Linked DNA regions of Homo sapiens: all the other regions are linked to region 2. Evidence: chromatin loops called from intact Hi-C (ENCODE). Cell type or tissue: GM12878. All regions are shown on one strand.

What was found. Peaks named below come from ENCODE experiments on the same cell type or tissue, not always from the same donor. Only the 100,000 strongest peaks of a DNase experiment are listed, where the experiment ranks them.
Region 1: a loop joins it to region 2, with 3.0 times the contacts of the local background. A loop is called at or near these places in 1 of 110 quality-filtered maps.
Region 3: a loop joins it to region 2, with 2.1 times the contacts of the local background. A loop is called at or near these places in 1 of 110 quality-filtered maps.

Annotation. Positions count from the first base shown.
Region 1 is chr10:31,089,712-31,092,211 of GRCh38, reverse strand. All of the region lies in intron 1 of LOC105376481 (a long non-coding RNA gene), which reads right to left. Among named protein-coding and RNA genes, the nearest start is that of ZNF438, 59 kb to the right of the region's middle. RefSeq lists an enhancer at 856-1,045. In GM12878, no CTCF peak of the experiment used is centred here; a DNase peak (open chromatin) is centred at 1,161.
Region 2 is chr10:30,735,788-30,738,287 of GRCh38, reverse strand. No RefSeq gene overlaps it. Among named protein-coding and RNA genes, the nearest start is that of LINC02644, 14 kb to the right of the region's middle. RefSeq lists an enhancer at 1,114-1,163. In GM12878, no CTCF peak of the experiment used is centred here; DNase peaks (open chromatin) are centred at 67 and 1,297; H3K27ac peaks cover 2,151 bases.
Region 3 is chr10:31,006,300-31,008,799 of GRCh38, reverse strand. The region is part of intron 1 of ZNF438 (zinc finger protein 438); the gene reads left to right. Among named protein-coding and RNA genes, the nearest start is that of ZNF438, 24 kb to the left of the region's middle. In GM12878, no CTCF peak of the experiment used is centred here; a DNase peak (open chromatin) is centred at 984.

The DNA of each region.
Region 1 (2,500 bases), 350 kb before region 2:
GGTGGCCCACACCTGTAATCTCAGCACTGTAGGAGGCTGAGGAGGGAGGATTACTGGATGCCCGAAGCTTGAGACCAGCTTGGGCAACAGAGTGAAACCCCATCTCTACATAAAATTTTTTTAATTAACTGGGTATGGTGACACACACCTGTAGTTCCAGCTACTTGAAAGGCTGAGGCGGGAGGATAGCTTGAGCCCGGGAGTACGAGGTTTCAGTGAGCTATGATAGCACCACTGCACTCCAGCCTAGGTGAAACAGCAAGACCCTGTCTCCAATAAATAAATAAATAAATAAATAAATAAATAAATAAATAAATATATAAATAAACAAATAAATAAATAAAATATTAATCACCTAATAGTTACTTATAGCAATAGTGCTAGGTATAGGGAATAGAATCATAAGCAAGAAAGATATGGTCCCACTCCTTCTGGAGTTGACAGTCTAATGGGGAAGACATACAATAAAATAAGCAGGCTGGGCAAGGTGGCTCATGCCTGTAATCCCAGCACTTTGGGAGGCCGAGGCAGGCGGATCACCTGAGATCAGGGGTTCGAGACCAACCTGGCCAACATGGTGAAACCCCATCTCTGCTTAAAAAAATACAAAAATTAGCCAGGTGTGGTGGTGGGTGCCTGTAATCCCAGCTACTCGGGAGGCTGAGATGGGAGAATCACTTGAACCCAAGGGGTGGAGGTTGCAGTGAGCCGAGATGGTGCCACTGCACTCCAGCCTGGGTGACAGAGTGAAACTCCATCTCAAAAAATAAAAATAAAATAAAATAAGCAGTCAAGGTGGAAATGTACAGTTGTGCAGGCTGTGCACTGCCCAACTTCAGGGGACATTATTCACATAGAATGTGGTCTAAATGGTGCCTCCCCAACAACGCATGGCCTGTACCACCTTATGGTGGTGGCCCTTCAAGCAATTTTCTGAAAATGTGCTAAGTAATTGGTGACAGCAGATGTACTGAGCCATGGAAGCACCTGGCAACACCTCTTGACCTAATCTAGGTGGTTTCCTGGAGTAAATGACATTGCAGCCAAGACTTAATAATCAGCCTGAGTCAGGTATGCTAAAAGCAGGAAGAGTCATCTAGGCATCTTCTTCTAGTAGTTTCTCTTCTCAATCAGAGAAACTGCATATACCAAGGCCAAGGACCAGGGGTTCTGAGGCTGAGCTAACCACAGAACAAAGATAAGGGACATCTTGGCAGTTGAATTCTGCTGTTGATGTGGGAGTTTCATTTTTCTCGCTTGACAGACCCAGGTCAGCTGCACCCAAACTTTGTGGATTCCAAGCTGTTTTCTAACAAGGTCTCAGCAATGCTTTTCAATATAGTGCAGTTGATTCAAAAGCTTTGGCTAAACGTAACTTTCAGAGAAGATCCCCTCTCTTCAGACGGATGGTTCCAAAAGGTGGACTCCTATTCCTGCCACCCATCAACTTTATCAATTGTCAAGCATTTTGGTTCAGACAAACTCAATCTGATTATGACACTTCTCTGCTTAAAACCTTTTAATTAGTGCTTTAGGGATTAAAAAACAAAATGAAAGACATCTTGAGATAAAGTTCAAACTCCTTAGCCTGGCCTACAAGGTACAGTAATCTTCCAGAGGGCAGGGGTGATTTCTACATCATCACTTAGCCCAGTGGCTTACACGGAGTAACATTATGGAATGGATGGATGGATGGATGGATGGATGGATGGATGGATGGATGAACAGTCAGTCTTGCCCTGCCCACAATTTTCCCCTTCAATCTACTCCAATAAGAGATGACTCTCTTCCAGGCAGGGCATGTTCCTGTTAGGCCCTCAGTGTTCACAGGATATTGTCACTTCTCCCACAGCTGACTGACTGGTAAAGTTTTAGTCCCTGGCATTCTGAAATGGTGGCACTCCAGGCACAACCAACCAAAGTGTATCGTCTCAAAATGCCTGCAACCTGACACTTATCAAAACTTGGTTTATTACTCTAAAGGGAAAATCACAAAAGTATGAAAGGATGTATGCACAAAAAGATTTCCTGCAGCGCTGTTTATGTTTGGGAAAAATCAGAATGACCCAAATGTCCATGAATAGAGGGCAGGGCACATAAATTAAGGAATATACCACATGGTAGAATATGGAGCAACCTTAAAGTGGGGGAGGGGTCTATTGCATTCCATCAAATCTGCGATAACTTCATCTTTAAGATACATCATTATTTTATTTATTTTGTTTTTTGAGACACTCTGTCACCCAGGCTGGAGTGCAGTGGCACCATCTCGGCTCACTGCAACCTCCGCCTCTCGGGTTCAAGTGATTCTCCTGTCTCAGCCTCCCGTGTAGCTCAGATTGCAGTTGAGCGCCTCCATGCTGGGCTCATTTTTGTATTTTTAGTAGAGACGGGGTTTCACCATATTGGCCAGACTGGTCTGGAACCCTGGGCTCAAGTGATTCACTCACTTCAGCCTCCCGAAGTGCTGGGATTATTCTGAGCCACTGCACCGGGACAA
Region 2 (2,500 bases):
CACAGCAGTGGTTGACTTACCCCATAAACTAAACCAGGGAGACAATAGCCTAGAAATCCCCATGAGATTTCGTTCATGGTGTGGGCGATCTGAGGCACAGTCGGCAGCCTTCACCGGTCAGACAAGATGCAGGGGACTTCCTCTGATTCACTAGTTCACCTCCTGGTGTCTATGGGACCCTGTGTGGAGACTTACAGGTCTTCAAGGATGCAAAATTTCCAGCCGGGAGAGCACCACATGGGCCTCTGTTCTCCCAAAGACACGGCCAATCAGGATAGCTGGAAAGGCCTCCAGGTGAGAGCCTGGTAGGAAGTCCGCCAGCTGGTGTAGACAAGCCCGACTGTCCAACATACAAACACTTAACCTCAACTCCCTTCGGCCCTAAGGAGAAGGATGGGCTGCCCAGTTCTTTCCTGCATCTGCTTCTCATGCTGCCTTTAATAGCACCTAACTCATTTCTTCAGCAAAAAAGACTGGTGAAGGGGAGGAACACAAACTGTCCCACTGGGACAACTCTGTCCCTTTTATTCAAATCCACAAATGGGCCAGGCACAGTGGCTCGTGCCTGTAATCCCAGTACTTTGGGAGGTCAAGGCAGGTGGATCACTTGAGGTCAGGAGTTCAAGATCAGCCTGGCCAACCCCGTCTCTACTAAAAATACAAAAATTAGTTGGGTGTGGTGGCGCGTGCCTGTCCTCTTAGCTACTTGGGAAGCTGAGGCAGGAGAATTGCTTGAACCCGGGAGGCAGAGGTTGCAGTGAGCCCAGATTGCACCACTGCACTCCAGCCTGGGTGACAGAGCAAGATTCCCTCTCAAAAAAAAAAAAAAAAAATCCACAAGTGGTTCAATATTTGCTTAGACACCGGCACCTTTGCAAAGCCTTCTTCAGCACTCGGATACCCCATACCTCCCTCTCTTCTCTGAACCCTAACACTTTCTAGTTGCACCATTATCTTTTTAAAATACTAGGTGCTTAGGTAACCTTTCAGGGAGAAAAATAAATCAATCACCAGATGAGCATCCAACTTTAAAGTCCTTCCATCCCTCCAGGTTCTTTTTTGACCTCTCTGGGAGGCTTTACATGTATTTCCACATCTTGGGAAATCGTGTGCACGTGTTGTTATGTGATCTCCTTCTAGAAACCTTTATTTCTGAGGCACATTTCCATGTATGGACATCAGCTCCATGCCTGTTTTCAACTGGCTCTGCAGTGGTCTGCCGTGCAAACGTCTTGGGGTTTTCTTAGTCATTACAGGATTGCTGGGCACTGGGGTTGCTTCCAGCTCGTTGCTATTATAAATAGTTGTGCTGCCTCCGGTTGCTTTTGCATTGAATCACCCACTGCTTAACTGTTTAACTGTTTCCTGGGGATAGTCCTAGCTCACTGAAGGTAGGGATGTGGTTTAACCTTTTGTATCCCCCTCACTGCCCACAGGAGTGCAGGGCTCTAAGAAGAGCTTTATAACAAACACGGTTGCCAGGCGTGGTGGCTCATGCCTGTAATCCCAGCACTTTGGGAAGCCAAGGTGGGCGGATCACCTAAGGCCGGGAGTTTGAGACCAGCCTGACCAACATGGAGAAACCCCATCTCTACTAAAATTACAAAATTAGCCGGGCGTGGGGGCACATGCCTGTAATCCTAGCTACTTGGAAGGCTGAGGCAGGAGAATCACTTGAACCCGGGAGGCGGAGGTTGCGGTGAGCTGAGATTGTACCCTTGCGCTCCAGCCTGGGCAACAAGAGAGAGACTCCGTCTCAAAACAAAAACAAACAAAAACAAAAAGACAAGACAAAACAAATAAAAAAACATGGTTAGCAATGGACTGCACTCTTGCCATGTGCCAGACGCCGGGGTAAGTGCCCTCCACATATCATCTCATTTAATCCGCATAGCCGCCCCACACAGTAGGTGCCACGGTGATTCTCATTTTATCAAGGAGGAAACTAGCGCTTAAGATGATCAGATGCTTTCCCCAAAGCCGTATAGTCAGCAGACGGTGGCTGGTGGAGCTGGCTGAGGCCACTGACTCCACACACCCCTGCTCAGCCTGTCTCATGGAATGTCGCTGGGACGGGCAGATGGCTCCTATAGCCCTTCCAGTGCACTCCTGGCTGGTCCTAGGCTGAGGCTGGGCAGTCTTTTAAATTTATGTATATATTTTAAAATTTATTATTTATTTATTTATTTATTTGAGATGGAGTCTCACTCTGTTGCCTAGGCTAGAGGGCAGTGGCGTGATCTCAGCTCACTGCAACCTCCGCCTCCTGGGTTCAAGCAATTCTCCTGCCTCAGCCTCCCAAGTAGCTGAGACTACAAGCACGCACCACCATGCCTGGTTAATTTTTGTATTTTTAGTAGAGACAGGGTTTCACTATGTCGGCCAGGCTGGTCTCGAACTCCGGACCTCATGATCTGTTTGCCTTGGCCTCCAAAAGTGCTGGGATTACAGGGTGAGCCACCGCACCCGGCTTTATTTATTATTTATTTATATGCAGGAT
Region 3 (2,500 bases), 270 kb before region 2:
TCACTCCTAGGTATCTGTGCAAGAGAAATGAAAACATACCTACATACAAAAACTTATACATAAATGCTAGTAACATTATTCCTAATAGCTAAACAGCGGAAACAACCTAGATATCTATCAGCTGATGAATATATAAACAAAATGTGGTACATCCATACAATGGAATATTATTCAGCATTAAAAGCATAAAGGAATAAAGTACTGACACATGCTATAACATAACAAAACATGCTAAGTGAAAGGATCAGACATAAAAGGCTATATGTTGTATGATTCCATTTATGTGAAATGTGCAAGGTAGGCCAATCCATAGGGACAGAAAGTAGATTTGTGAGCTGAGAGGGTTAGAGGAGGGAGATGGGGAATGACTACTAATGGATAGGGAGTTTCATTTTGGGATGATAAAAATGTTCTAAAGTTGCGGTGATTGTGGCACAACTCTGAATATACTAAAACCATGGAATTGTATATTTCAAAAGGGTAAATTGCATGGTATGTGAATTATACCTCAATGAAGCTGTTAAAAAAGAAGAAGTGAGGTAATATGTGGGAATATACTTTGAGCTGTTTGAAAAGATATTATTATTATTATTTCAATTTGACTGTAAGGCCATTAAATAAAAGCAGGATGACTTAGATATTTTTCCTTGCTTGCAGGCTTGTGATTTTTATGCCATGACTCAACTTTATAAGGCTGTAACTCAGCAATATAAAATATTGAAAATGTTGAAACATAAAATGAAAACTGCTTTGTCTACTGTTTATATTTAATAGGATTTTCTGAATCAGTTAATTAGCAATAAGTGAATGTGTCATTAAGAAATTAGATTTTAGAATCGTAAAGTTTTAGAGCTGGCAGAAACTTCAGAAGTCATCTAGTCCCCCCTCATTTTGCTTTATGAGAGAGCTGAGTCCTACAGAGACAAAGTAAGATGTCTTATGTCATGGCATTGAGTAAATTCTAGAACTGAGTCAGTGTTCTTTCTGCTGACTATTTGGTTTCAGTGCTATTAAGTGTGTTCTACTATTAATAGAACTAACACTCTTAATAGCTATTTAAATGCTTCCTATATACTAGGCACTCTCTGTTAGGTACTTTATATATGTTATCTTGGTTAATCTACACAAAGCTTATGAAGACAGTTCATTTTACCTGTGTATTAGTTTTGTATTGCTGCTGTAAAATAAAATGAAACAAACAAACAAAAAACAAAAGATCTGGCCGGGCGCGGTGGCTAACGCCTGTAATCCCAGCACTTTGGGAGGCCAAGGCGGGCAGATCACGAGGTCAGGAGATGGAGACCAGCCTGACCAACATGATGAAACCCTGTCTCAACTAAAAATACAAAAATTAGCAGGGCATGGTGGCGTGCACCTGTAATCCCAGCTACTCAGGAGGCTGAGACAGGAGAATCGCTTGAACCTGGAAGGTGGAGGTTGCAGTGAGCTGAGATCACGCCACTGCACTTCAGCCAGGGCAACAGTGTGAGACTCTGTCTCCAAAAAAAAAAAAAAAAAAAAAACACCAAAAAAACCTTTGTGACTTAAAACAACACAAATTTCTTATCTTACATTCTGGAAGTCAGGAGCCCAAAATGGACCTGACATCCTGTTAGCAGGGCTTCCCTTCTCCCTGAAGGCTTAGGGGAGGTCAATTTTCTTGTCTTTTCCAGCTTCTGGAGGCTGCCTGCATTCCTTCACTTTTAGTCTCTTTGCATCTTCAGAGACAGCAGTGGCTGGGCAAATCTTTCTCACAGTGCCATTTTTCTGGTTTTAATTCTTTTGTCCCTGCTTTCCCCTTTAAGAACCCTTGTGATTACTTTGGGCCCATCTGGATAATGCAGATACTCTCCTTATTTTAAGGCCCACTGATTACCAGCCTTAATTCTGTGTGCAACCTTCATTCCGCCTTACCAAATGAGTGGAAAAAACACACTCAAAATGGTTTTTTTTTTTCTATTAGCCAACAGCAATCAACACAGAAGACTTTTGTAATCACACGTGTGGGAGTTCCCCCCCCCGCCCCCCGCCAACCACACCAAGACATTTTGCAGCAGACACCACTCGGGTTGCCTTCAATTCAATGCTGACACCACCTGGAGAGAGTGTCAGATCCCATATCTTCAGGCCTCAGTCTCACAGCAAGTCTCAGGAGGCTCTACCTGTGCTTCTGACCAACCTGCTATAAATTGGGGTTCCCACAACCACCTCTTTGGGTTCATTTAATTTACTAGAGGGCTCACAGAACTTAGGAAAACACATCTACTGGTTTATTATAAAGGGTATTACAAAGGATGCAGATAGAGAGGTGCACAGGGCCAGGCATGTGGAAGGGGCAAGGAACTCCCTTGCCCTCCCTGGGTGTACCACCATTTGCGAACCTCCATGTGTTCAGCTATTTGAAAGCTCTCCAAACCCTGCCCTTTTGGGTTTCTATTTAAGCTTCATTGGGTAGGCATGATTGATTGAATCATTGGCTGTTGGTGATCAACTTAACTTT